Regions from separate parts of the Homo sapiens genome. Here region 2 is linked to region 1. Evidence: chromatin contacts called from ENCODE Hi-C or POLR2A ChIA-PET data. All regions are on one chromosome and are shown on one strand. The core of a region is the stretch at or near the end of the contact, and the rest is flanking DNA. Distances in the headings are between cores, read along the strand shown. Region 1 holds the start of FXYD3 (FXYD domain containing ion transport regulator 3). Region 2 holds the start of PROSER3 (proline and serine rich 3).

Region 1 (6,111 bases), core at 3,501-6,000:
GCGGAGGACAGTCCTGGGGCCTTTGCTGTGTCAACCATGCCCCGAGGCACCCCAGAAGCTGCATCTGTCGAGTCTGTGCTGTAATCATGGCCTTGAAGGTGGAAGGCAGGTCTGAGATGGGAGGTGACAGGAGCAGGTCTGGGCCGGAGCAACCGCAAGCGCCCGTCTCCTTCTCTCCCTCCCTCCCTCCCTCCTTCCCTCCCTCCCTCCCTCCATCAAACCAGGCAGAGCTGGGGCCTGGGGCACCCCAGGGAGACAGACCTGCCACCTCAGCAATGGCTTCCAGGTGGGAATGGGGGTCTTTTAGTCCAGACTTTTCCAGAGATGCTGGAAACACAGCTTGTCCTGCTGTTTAAATGTTTGCAATTATTAATTTTTGCAATGCTTTGTAAAAACTAAAGGTACAATAGTTGGGTTCCACCCTGGGACCGCCAGTTTGCAATCCTTCTCTTAGGGACTGAGTCAGGCTGGGGGGGGGGGGCGGGCTGCAGGGCTCCCACTTGAACCAGAAGTCCCTGTCCCAGATGTCTAGCTCCAAATGTGTTCCCTGCCCTTTCCTGCTTCCCTGTAGTTCCTGCCCGCACCCAGGACCCCCAGCCATCTGCCCAAGCCCTCCCCACCCCCACCACGCCGCCCCCACTCCCCACATGATGGGGAAGCTGGCCAAGACATTCATTCCTCCACACCCCCTGCCCCCATCAGCAGCTCCACCCTCAGCACCCCCACCTCAGCTCCTCCTGCAAGGCCTCCGTGGATGGGGGGTGGCGGTGGAGAAAGCCTTTCTTTTATAATTGTTTTAAACCTACTTTTATTTTTATTTTTGTAGAGACAAGATCTCTCTATATTGCCCAGGCTGGTCTTGAACTCCTGGACTCAAAGGATCCTCCAGCCTCGGCCCCCCAGAGTGCTGGGATTACAGGCGTGAGCCATGGTGCCCAGCCTGGTAATTAACAGATACTTCGTGACCACCCACTATGCACCAGGCCCTGTTCTATAATTCAGATGAAAATCCCTGAGAGGAGCTGACGTGCTAGCAGGGGAGGCAGATAGCACCACAAAAAAAAAAAAAAAAAAGCAAACAGAAGTCAAAAGGTCATAGAGAGGTCAGGGGGTAGGTGCGATGGTGGTCGGGGAAAGCCACTTGAACCTCATGGCTTTGAGCTGTCCAGATGCGGGAGAAAAGAGAGCCAGGCAAGGGAATAGGCATTGCAAGGGCTCTTGGCCAGAAACATGCCTGGAGTGATCCAGGAACGGCAAGGAGGCCCAGGTGGCCGGAGCAGAGTGAGTGACAACAGGGGTTAGGGGGAACCCTGAACCTCCCCTGAGTTTCCCTAGTCTGTAAGATGGGGGTCTCCAACCGGTGGCCCCAGGGCCTTATCCAACCACTGGATATTTTTCATTCTGTCTACAAAGTGTTAAGAAAACGAAGTTACCAACATTTAAAAATCAGGGCCGGGTGCAGTGGCTTGCACCTATAATCCCTGCGCTTCGGGAAGCCAAGGTGGGAGGATCACTTGAGACCCAGAGTTCAAGACCAGGTTGGGCAACATAGCGAGACCCCCGTCTCTAAAAAAATTAAAAAATTAGCCAGGTGTGGTGACGTGCATTTGTAGTCCCAGCTACAGGGGAGGCTGAGGTGGGAGAATCACTTAAGCCCAGGAGTTGGAGGCTGCAGTGAGCCATGATTGGACCACTACACTCCAGCTTGGGCAACAGAGCAAGAACTCACCTTAAAAAAAAAAAATCCGGAAGGCCGGGCTCGGTGGCTCATGCCTGTAATCCCAGCATTTTGGGAGGCTGAGGCAGGCGGATCACTTGAGGTCAGGAGTTGGAAACCAGCCTGGCCAGCACGGTGAAACCCCGTCTGTACTAAATATACAAAAATTAGCCGGGCGTGGTGGCACACACCTGTAATCCCACCTACTCGAGAGGCTGAGGCACGAGAATTGCTTGAACCTGGAAGGCAGAGGTTGCAGTGAGCTGAGATCGTGCCACTGCACTTCAGCCTGGGCGACAAGAGCAAAATTCCATCTCAAAAAAAAAACAAAACAAAACAGGAGATTTCATCATAAAAATCTCCATTTCTAGCTTCTGTGGGTGAGTGATGACGTCAGAGCAGCACAGAGGCAGGTGTCAGGGAGCCTGTGGACTCTTGGCCACTGTGTCACCTCACATGGCTCCTGGAAGCCAGGCGGACAGTGATACGTCCACAGCCACACCATCCCCATGGTGGTGGGACAGGGTTACCTGCCAGTGCCCACTCTTCTCCCACAGGTGCTGAGACCACAGCGCTGTTCCACAAAGCCCCAGGAAGCCACATTACCCTGTCCACCGGCCTCTCTAGCCCCATCTTGCCCAGGAAGTGGGACCTTGGCGTATCGCTGTGACCACACCTCCCAGCCGGTCAGCCTGGCCGCTCAGGCTCTACCTGCAAAGGCAAGGCCCCACCCAACCAGCACCCCTCTCATGGCTGGGGGTGCCTCCAGGCTGCCCTCTCTAGGGCCAGGAGCCTGCAGAAACGCTCCCAGCCTTGAATAAAGAGCAACGAAATTATTGAAACAAAATCAATAAAAGTTTGAATCAGGGATGGTATAACATGCTCTGGCTTTGATTCTGTGCTTTAATTCAGCGTTCCTGAAAAACTTATGATGTCAGAAACTATCTGTAGGTTTGGTTTTTTTCATTTTGCAAGAATTCCCAGGATATGGAGAAATCACAGCCACTCACAGCCTTAACAGGTTCTTTGGGCCCAAATGATTCCAAAAGCAAAACGAGAGAAACTTTTTCAAATATGTTTATTATGTATATTATATACAATATATTAATAAAACATATTACCTACATGCATTTAAAACATAACTGAAGTCAGATTGGCCCAGAAGACTCACTCCAAATGAGACCTAATCCCCAATAGGGTGCAAGTGACTGCACAAACTCTACTCCTCACAGCCCTTCCTAAGACTCAGTGTGCTCATCACACTAGGGTCTCAGAGTCCTTCTGACCATAAACCCAAGCCCCAGCGCCAGCCCAACACACACTTGGACGCAGCATGTTCACGTCCAGCCTAGGAAGAATTTATGGTTGACCTGGATTGGGTAAAAACCGTAAACGTCTGTACCTCAGAATGTAAGATCATGGTGTTTAAAACTACAGAACATTCAGAGGTTGTCAGAAGTCTCTAATTGCTGGTCCCCCAGGTTGAAACCAGCCCTTAGGTTGAAATTTTGACCTGCAAATTTTTTTTTAAATCTGAACCAAATTTTTTAAATTAAACCCCTTTAAGGTAGTACATTTTCAAGATGCAAAATTCAAAAAATATAAGAGGGCACGTGATAATGAGTGAGTCTCACTTCCACCCCACCCTCCAGCCTCCCAGTTTCCCTCTCCAGAAGCCATGGGTATGGATGCCAATCTCCAAAAATATTTTATTCATTACAAGTATATACATATGCATTATTTTACCGCTCACAAATGGTAGCACACTGCACGGTTTCCCAATACCTTGTTTTTTTTCCCCTTAGCAAGCTGTCTGGGAAATACTTCTGTATCTAACCACGGGCAGGGGTGTTCCTCCAAGATTTTTAGACAACAGTTCTCCAGTTCACCCCGTTCCGGTGAAGGGCAGAGCACCCCCCGCCCTTCCCAGCCACCCTGTACACGCCCCTACTCGCTCTCGGATGCCTGCAGTTCCCAGGCTTCCCAGCAGAGGGAGACACCATTCCACTCCCAAGACCACCAAGGGGTCGTCCCAGACACAAGCTTCAAGGGTCTAGGGAAGAGACGCTATCCGCCCAGACACAAAGACCCCCCTTAGCTATACTGAGTTGGCCTCCGGGCCTCCCCTTCCTGTTTCTATCTCCTCCTGGACCTGTTGCTTAGAGCCCTACCCCGAGGTCCCCCCGCCCGGCTTCCTTATGGGAACTGGCCCCGCCTTAAGAGTGGTAGGAGGGAGCCTTACCCTTGTCTAGGACCTGGGCTTGACAACTTGCCCCAGGGAACCACATAGAGAAGGGGTGTAGCGCTGGGCGAACATTGCCCTCCCCGATCCCTCAGCGATGACAAGTGGGGGGTCCTTCTCTCTGCCCCCAGCAGGCCAGTTTCCGGAAGAGCCTTGACCCAAACCCCCTTTTCCTGTCCTGTGCTCCACACTCCCAGCAGCTGCTTCTCCCTGGCCAGGCCCTGCAGCCCTCCTCCCCGCCCCCACGGTGGTGTTGGGGTCGCCTGGAGTCCAGCTGGTGTCCAGGGCAGAGCTACCCCTTTCCTGGCCCTACCCCTCCCCGTGACCCCAATCCTCCGCCAACCGCTCAAAGGATCCTTGTTCTCCATCCAGCCCCCAGACAAAAGTCCCTCTGTCTAAGAAGGCGGAATTGAGGGGAGGGGGCACCCCCAACTGGGACCATGGGGGAGCCTGCACAGACCCCATCCGGAAGGAATGCCTGGAGGAGGAGGAGCAGGAGACAGGGGAGGAAAGGGGGAGGGAGGCTTGTACAGTGCTGGGGGCCTTATGTGGACTAGGAGGCAGCCGCCCCCACCAGCACCCACTCTGTAGACCCAGGCGTCTGGCTCCCAGCACCCACGGAAAGAGCCTGGCTAGGAAACTGCAGCCTGGTGCCTGGCAGACAGTTCTCATTCTCCCCAGGGCAGGGAGCAGGTTATGACCAGGACTAAGGTCCCAGAGTCCCCACCCTGACCCCTCCCTGCTGTTCCAGCCGCTCCCTCATATCCACCCCTGCCCCATCTCCTGACTTTGGTCACGCTAGCATCTTCTGCTGATCCTGAAATTGTACCAGCGGCAAGATGTGGCCTGGAAGGGGACTTTAAGTTCTCCACAACTGCCAGCAATCCTTCCACCAGGCAAAACACATCATCTAAGGAAAAGAAGTGAGGTCGGAACACCAACGCATCATCTCACTGCATGGCCCTGGAGGCTCTGCCGTTTAAAGACCCCAGAACCTTCCCCATTCAAGGTCCTCTCCTGGGCACAGGAGATTGGAGAAAGCTCCTCCCTTAATTCCAGGGGCCGAGTTCCAGCCCATCCAATTCTCCGTCTCACCTGAGGCTGCTGTGGTCCTGGTGACCCCAGGGAGCAACCTGCCGCCCATGGCTGGGGAGGGGGTGAAGCTGTCTCTTTAAGAGCAGGAATGGAGCCCCTGGGCCTCAGGGCATCTGACTTGTTTTCTACCTGCCCAGGTTTGCTTAGGGCGTGGCAGCTTCGGATAAACGCAGGACTCCGCCTGGCAGCCCGATTTCTCCCGGAACCTCTGCTCAGCCTGGTGAACCACACAGGTGAGCAGCTGGGGCCCCTTCCTCCAAGCCCTCCTTGTCTCTGCCCCTAAATTAGGAAGTATCTACCTGCCCCCTGACCCTGCCCCATAGAAGCTTTTATGTTAAAGCGCCTAAAATCTTGTGAAATGCTTTTCTGGAGCCAGGAGATAAACGGAAGTCCCTTCCCCTAATGTCCCTTTCCCCACCATTCTCCTCTCAGGGACTTGTTGAACCAGCTGAGGTGAGGGCAGGACTGATAAGTGTGGTTGGGGTGTCTGAAAGACTAGTGTCTGCATGGATTAGGGATATCTGGGTTGGGGATAGCTGGGTGGAGGAGAGGGGGTGCCTGGGTAGGTAGGGGTATCTAAGTGGACCAGGGGTGCGTAGATGGACTGGGGACATCTGGGTGGATGAGGAATGCTGGGTGGACTCGGGGTGTCCAGACATTGAGGGATCTGGGTGGATAAGGAGTGCTGGGTGGACTCGGGGTGTCCAGACATTGAGGGATCTGGATTCTGGAGACCTCCAGGAAAAAAGGATGGAGCTGCTGGGGGAAGCTTTAAATGGGGAGTTGCTTGGGAGATTTCAGGAGCACACAGCGGGCAGGATCTTTCTACCCACCCCTGAACATGAGACCATTCTCCCATGGTATGGAGGAATAGAGGGGATAGCAGAGGGCAGGTGGGGGAAACAGTCCTCAGGCCGGCCTTGGGACCTCATGGCCAGGAAGGATGAGAGCAGGTAGACAGAGCATCAGCTGCAGGGCTGCCTTCCTCTCTAACCTGCTCACCAACCACATCAGTTCGGGAGCAGCCCACAGCCTCTTCAGACAACAGCCTGAATGG
Region 2 (6,543 bases), core at 972-3,471, 640 kb after region 1:
CAGGGAGACCCCACCCCCGTCGGTTCCGTGCCGCGGCTCACTCTGGCCTCCGGAGTTGAGCAGTCAGCTCTCCTACTGGGAGTCACCCAGGACCTCTTCACCCTGAACAACAGGGATACGCCCTCCCCCTGTAATATCTGGGATTGCCCTCTCCCCCGCAGTGATGAGGCTCCCTTCCCCTGCAAGGTCAGGAACCTCTGCCCTCCCCCGGTGTCAGCGAATCCGAAGTCATCGTGCCCCCCAGGGCACTGATTCCCCAGCTCCCTCCTCAGAGCCCCGGGTCCCTTCTCCGCCAGCCCCGCCAAACTCGCCAAGATGCCCCTTTCCCCGTCTCCAGGGTCCTCTGCCTACTCTCCCACTCGAGTCACGGGACCTCGGCAGCTACTGGTAGCCTTCCCCCACTTCAGAGTGGCCGGGAACCCTTCCTCAAGTCGCAGGGCCCTCTCCCCTCCTCTTCTGGAGATATCGGGCCACCGCACACAGTCTCTCAACTCTTCCCCGAGACTAAGAACATTCCTTCCCCTCAGGAGTCACTGCCCGCCTCCTTTTCCCCAGATTTCCCGGATCACCAGCCTCCTTCAGAGTAAGCAAGACTCCCCTTAGAGTGACCCAGGCCTTCCATTCTCTGGAGAGCTGAGAGCCCCCCACCCCGCCCCCCACCTAAGAGCGACGGGGACCTCCCACCCGCTGCAGTGTGCGGGCCTCAGATTCCCATTGACTCCGGAAGCCCTTCGGAGCTGCGGACTCTCCACCCCGCCCAAGGCCAACGAACATTCTCTCACATGTTCCCACCCCAGGCTGCCCCAGACCCCTGGCAATGGAAGTGGTCGAGTTCACCCCTCCCCAGGCCTGGCACCTGGGCGACGGGCAGCGCCACGCTGGGTGCGCGCAGGTAGTAGGGGGCGAGCGTGGTGGGGCAGAGCGCAGCCAGCTCGGCCTCCAGCAGCCCCTCGCCGAAGCGCTGGTCAAAGAGGCGTCCGGGCGCCGAAAGTCCGGGCAACGGGGCCGAGGCGCGGCGCAGCCAAGACGGCTGCACAGGCACAGGGATCTCCATCCTGCTCCTCCGCGTTGCAGTGCCCCTGCGTGCGCAGCCGCTCATTTATAGTGCGCCCTGTGCCGGCCCCTCGGAGGGCTGCCCAGGGACACTGGGACCGTGGCCAGACCCGGCCATTAGGAGAGCCTTATTTAGAAACCCAAACAATGACTTGGCCATTTATTAAGCGCCTGCTGGATGCCTGGCAAATGCTGTCAAGAAGGTGACATGAAGATTCCCCAATTTCCAGAAGAGGAAACTAAGGCTGAGGAGGGGGAGCCTTGCGGGTGTGGGGAGCACAGCGTGGTGATTGGGGCCCAGGACCCAAGAGGCCCACGGAAGAGTTTCCAGTCCCTTTAATCCACTGCCTCCCCCCTGGCAGCTCTGAGGATGACGCAGATGGAGGTCTTTAGGAGCAGATTCCTGGAGAATGCGGTAGCCCCGCCAGGATGTCAGGAGGACATAGAACAGGCCCTCCCTACCCTTATCCTCAGCCAGACCTTGGGCCCAGTCCCCCGGCAGGCCGGGCCTAATTCTGTGCCTCTGACTCAGCCTCTGGTGCGCAGAGGCCAGGGGGCGCGAGCATGAACAGTTCAGGCTGGCCCCCCGGGGGCCGCGCGCTGGGGCTGGAAATAGCTCATTTTGATCCCGCTACCTCGGCCAGGAGCCCAGACCTGGCAACTGATGCAACCAGCTGCTCCTGCAGCAAGAAAGAAGTTAGATGACCGTTGGGACGGACTGATTGGCCCAACTGATGGAGGAATAGCGGTTAGAGAGAGGGCAGAGCGCGCCCCCCCCCCAACCCGCCCCACTGCCCCTGCAACAGAAAGAATGGTAGTTAGACCGGGGTCGGGACAGGACTTCTGCAGCAAGAAGGCGCTTAAAAAGCGGGACTTTTAAGCGAGGGTACTTTAGATCACCTCCTAACCGCAAGCCCAGCCTCAGATCCTTCCCATTGGTGCACGGTCTTGCCAATTACTGCTACACTCGGCAGGTTCTCCAATCAAACACGCCCTGTCGGGCAGGCAGTCGTCCCAGCCAATCCTGAAACACCTCCCTCCGGGTACTTCTGTTTCCTCTCTTTCATTGGTCGCCTTGGAGGCCGCTCGCCTCCGGCGCGGGCACAGAGAGGGGCGGGGCTGATAGGGCGTTGCTAAGCGACGGAGATGCGCGCGGGGCCTGTTGGGTGAAGGAGCAGAGCGGCCGGAAGCGCGGAGGGAGCCGCGGGATGGACCGCAGGTGAGGCCGATCGCTCTTCCAGGGACTACAGGAGGCTGGGGAGGACCAACGGCGAGAGCAGCACAGCCTAGGACGGGCTGGATACGGTCTGGAGTCGCTAGGGCTCCACCGCACTGGAACTACAATTCCCAACATGCTCCACAGCCGTTGGCCTCTCCAGCCGTAGCCGTTAGCATCCCGGGGGTCCCCTAAGAGTCTTATGTTCCTCTCTGAGTGGGCCCCAAGGAATTATTGCCTCTAAAGGTGTCCAAGAAAGGCTTGAGATCTGAATTTCTTCATTTTGAAATGGCCCCCAGACACGCCTGGGCGTTGTCTTTGAACTTTCTCGCGGAGGCGGAGCCCAGTGGATCCTGGGGCTTGTAGTCCATCTACCCTTTGCCTTCGTGTCCCCCAGGAATGTATGGGAAATGCTCGGTGATATAATCCAGCCGCGGTTCTTTCTTTCTTTCTTTTTTTTTAAGACAGAGTCTCTCGCTCTGTTGGCCCAGACTGGAGTGCAGTGGCACAATCTTGGCTACTGCAACCTCTGCCCCCGGGTTAAAGCAATTCTCATGCCTCAGCCTCCCAGGTAGCTGGGACTACAGGCACCTGCCACCGCGCCTGGCTAATTTTTTATATTTTTAGTAGAGACGGGGTTTCGCCATGTTAGTAAGGCTGGTCTCGAACACCTGACCTCAAGTGATCCACCCGCCTCGGTGTAATCCCAAAGTGCTGGGATTACAGGCGTGAGCCACCACGCCCGGCGAGCCGCGATTCTTAACCTGAACTCCACTTCGCAATCACCTGGGACGCTGCGGAAAAGACACGGAGGCCCAGCCCCACTAATAGATATTCTGATTCTGTTGGTCTGGAATGGGAACCGCGCGCCTGTAACGTTGAAAAGCCCCTCCTAGACTGGATCCAGGGTTGAGAACCACCGGCTGTCAGTTCCTGAGTTGCTCCCTGTTAAGACTGCTCCAGGGGCGGGCTCCCAGGACTCACCCTTCCACTGTCGATATCCTGAATGTGCAACGGTGCTTCATGGAAATGACAGTCCGTCTCCTCCAGGAATCTATGGGAATTGTCTGGTTCTGCCCTCCTCTAATGTCCCCCTCCCCAGGGCTGCGGCGAAACCACGTGCTGCCTGAACCCCACTTTCCTCTTGCAGCCTGCCAGTTTTCTCCATTCAAGATAGTCCCTTTGGAGATGCGCCCCTGGGTCGAAGCCACTACTGGCCATCCCAGAGCCAGACCTGGTGTCCCAAGGTGAGGACACCCCTCAAAGAGTGCTGAGTGCCAGCCCAGTAGCAAGAGAATGACCTTTAGAGGGTAGGAAGACATGTGATGAGAGATAGGGATGAGAGATTTAAGAGACAGCCCCTTGTCCCCTCCCCACGGCCCTGCCCTTGTCCCCCTCTCTACCACCTGGATTCCCCATCTGAGCCCCCATCACACTAGGTTGTTATCATTACAGGATGTGTTTCCTCCCCTCTGGACTGAGACTTTGTGTGTGTCCTGGTTCCCCTGCAGGGATGACCCATGAGACCTCACACTTTTTCTTCTTGTGCTCTTCCCTGATCTTAGACCCTGAGCCCATCCAGGTCTCAGAGATCCAGGCTCCCACAAGCTCCCAAGGCTCTAGCCACAGGTCCCAACTCCCCTGAGCTGTTTGAGGAGTCCTGGCCATCCAGTTCAGGGACCCCCTCCCTGCCCAGCACCACTGAGGGACAGATGTGGGCCTCCCCAGCACCCACCCTGATTGACAGCGGGGACTCCGTGGTGGCCAAGTAAGTACCAGCAGCCCTGGGGGAAAAAGAGGCTTTGGGTTAGAGGGAGGGAGAAGGCATGCAGTAATAATCATCATGGCCAGAGCTGTTTCTGCAGCACTCTTTTAGGACCAGGCAGTTTATGTGTGTTAAGAACTCTGGTGCTAGACTGCCTGAGTTCAAATCCCAGCTCTGTCATTTAACTCTCTGTATGATCTTGGCCTCAGTTTCTTTATCTCTTTTTATTTATTTATTTATTTGTTTAGAGACAGGGTCTCGCTCTGTTACTCAGGCTGGAGGTCAGTGGTACAATCACAGCTCACTATAACCTCAAACTCCTGGGCTCAAGCCGTCCTCCCACCTCAGCCTCCTGAGTTGCTGGGATTACGATGCATGCCACCACACCCAGCAAACCTCCCACCTTGGCCTCCAAAAAGTGCTGTGATTACAGGCCAGACGTACCATGCCCAGCCTCAGTTTATTTATCTCTAAATTGGGTGTTTTGTTTTGTTTTGTTTTTGTTTTTGTTTTTTTGATGGAGTTTCACTCTTGTTGCCCAAGTTGGAATGCAGTGGCATGATCTCGGCTTACTGCAACCTCTCCCTTCTGGGTTCAAGTGATTCTCCTGCCTCAGCCTCCCAAGTAGCTGGGATTACAGGTGCCCACCACCACACCTGGTTAATTTTGTGTATTTTTAGTAGAGATGGGGTTTCACCATGTTGGCCAGGCTGGTCTCAAACTCCTGACCTCAGGTGATCCACCTGCCTCAGCCTCCCAAAGTTCTGGGATTACAGGTGTGAGCCACTGCCAGGCCTAAATTGGGCATATTAATAGTACACATCCCCTAGGGCTGTTTTGAGCTTTCAGTGAGTTACTATATATAATGATCTCTAGCAGTGCTTCTCACATAGTCACCACTTAGATTTGTAGAATACAGGTTCAGCTGCTGTAACAAAGAGTCCCAAATTAATTATGGCTGAAACAAGATAGAATTTATTCCTCCCTCACCTGCAGTCCAGGCAGAAGCCACCAGGGATGATGTGGCAACCCGTAGTTGAGGTGTCAGGGACACAGGTTACTTCTGTCTTGTTGCTGTCCGAACTCTAGGCCGTTGCCCTTTCCTTCATGGTGCAAAATGGCTTTCAACCACATCAGCTTTCCAAAATCACATTTCATACCCTGTTTGTCAAGAACTTAGTCACGTGGTCACAAGGCTACAAGGGTACCTGGTAAATATAGTCCATAGGAGACTGGCTGTGTGCCCAGCTAAAAGTTACATTCCTGGCTGGGCACAGTGACTCATTCCTGTAATCCCAGCACTTTGGGAAGCCAAAGTGGCAGGATCCCTTAAGCCCAGGAGTTCCTGACCAGCCTGGGCAACATGGCAAGACCCCGTTTCTACTAAAAATACAAAAATTGGCAGGGCTGCAGTGGCTCACGCCTGTAATTCCAGCACTTTGGGAGGCCAAAGTGGGTGGATCACCTGAGATCAGGAGTTTGAGACCAGCCTGACCAACATGGTGAAACTCCGTCTCTACCAAATTAGCCGGGCGTGGTGGTGCATGCCTGTAATCCCAGTGACTTGGGAGGCTGAGGCAGAAGAATCACTTGAACCAGGAGGCAGAGGTTGCAGTGAGCCAAGATCACGCCATTGCACTCTAACCTGGGCAACAAGAGCAAAACTCCGTCTCAAAAAATAAACTAATTAATTACAAATAAATAAATAAATAAAAATACAAAAAGTAGCCGAGTGTGGTGGCATGCACCTGTGTCCCAGCTACCCAGGAGGCTGAGGAGAGAGGATTTCTTGAGCCCAGGAGTTGGGGGCTGCAGTGAGCTATGATTGCACCACTGCCCTCCAGCCTGGGTGACAGAGCGAGACCCTGTCTCAAAAACAGTTATGTGACTATATAAGAAAGAAAAGCAGATATTGAGGGATAGCTACCAGGCTCTGCCATGGTGCTTGGTAAACGTTGGCTGCTATAATTATTCTTATTATTATTTGGCTCTCCTCACTCCACTCACCTCCTATCCCCTGATGTTCACAGGTATATAAACAGGTTCCGCCAGGCTCAGCCCACCAGTCGAGAGGAGCGCCAGCCTGCAGGCCCAACCCCAGCTGACTTTTGGTGGCTGCAGTCTGACTCTCCAGACCCCAGCAGTCAAAGTGCAGCAGGTACCTCTTTCAGTGCCATCCACTACTCCCACCCCTAAACCTTTGCTGATCAATGCCCCCAGCAGCCACTCCTCCTGGCCCTCATACCTCAACTGGGGCTTCTCAGCAGGAGCCAACAAACCAGAAGGAAGACCCCATACAGCTGTCCCTACTGCGGTCAACGTGACCAGTGCATCCCATGCTGTGGCTCCCCTTCAGGAAATAAAGCAGGTGACATCCCCATTCACTCCCTCCCTTGGGTGCCTGAACTGACAACACCAGCCCTAGGACAGAATTAGAAGATCAGGAGCAGTGGCTCACACCTGTAATCCCAGCACTTTGGGAGGCCAAGGTGAGAGGACTGCTTGAGGC

What was found. Hi-C counts contacts between places; a loop is a spot of excess contacts on that map. ChIA-PET counts read pairs that join two places held with the same protein, here RNA polymerase II (POLR2A). Pooled maps may share reads with other maps.
Region 2: a pooled map shows a loop between it and region 1 (3-fold over the local background). The contact joins the promoter of PROSER3 here to the promoter of FXYD3 in region 1. A Hi-C loop is called at or near these places in 3 of 50 pooled maps. POLR2A ChIA-PET finds 5 or more read pairs at or near these places in 2 of 52 experiments (GM10248 and H1).

Annotation. Positions count from the first base shown.
Region 1 is chr19:35,111,073-35,117,183 of GRCh38, forward strand. It overlaps FXYD3 (FXYD domain containing ion transport regulator 3), which reads left to right and starts at 4,751. Exons shown (of 9, transcript NM_005971.4): 1 at 4,751-4,887; 2 at 5,192-5,287. It overlaps LOC124904701 (hepatitis A virus cellular receptor 1-like), which reads left to right. Exons shown (of 3, transcript XR_007067238.1): 3 at 2,275-2,597.
Region 2 is chr19:35,755,955-35,762,497 of GRCh38, forward strand. PROSER3 (proline and serine rich 3) reads left to right here and starts at 2,222. Exons shown (of 11, transcript NM_001367856.1): 1 at 2,222-2,272; 2 at 3,420-3,516; 3 at 3,835-4,037; 4 at 6,065-6,192; 5 at 6,299-6,402. The coding sequence starts at 2,262. It overlaps HSPB6 (heat shock protein family B (small) member 6), which reads right to left and starts at 1,075. Exons shown (of 3, transcript NM_144617.3): 1 at 857-1,075. The coding sequence starts at 1,054. RefSeq lists enhancers at 1,327-1,898, 2,227-2,466, 2,507-2,566.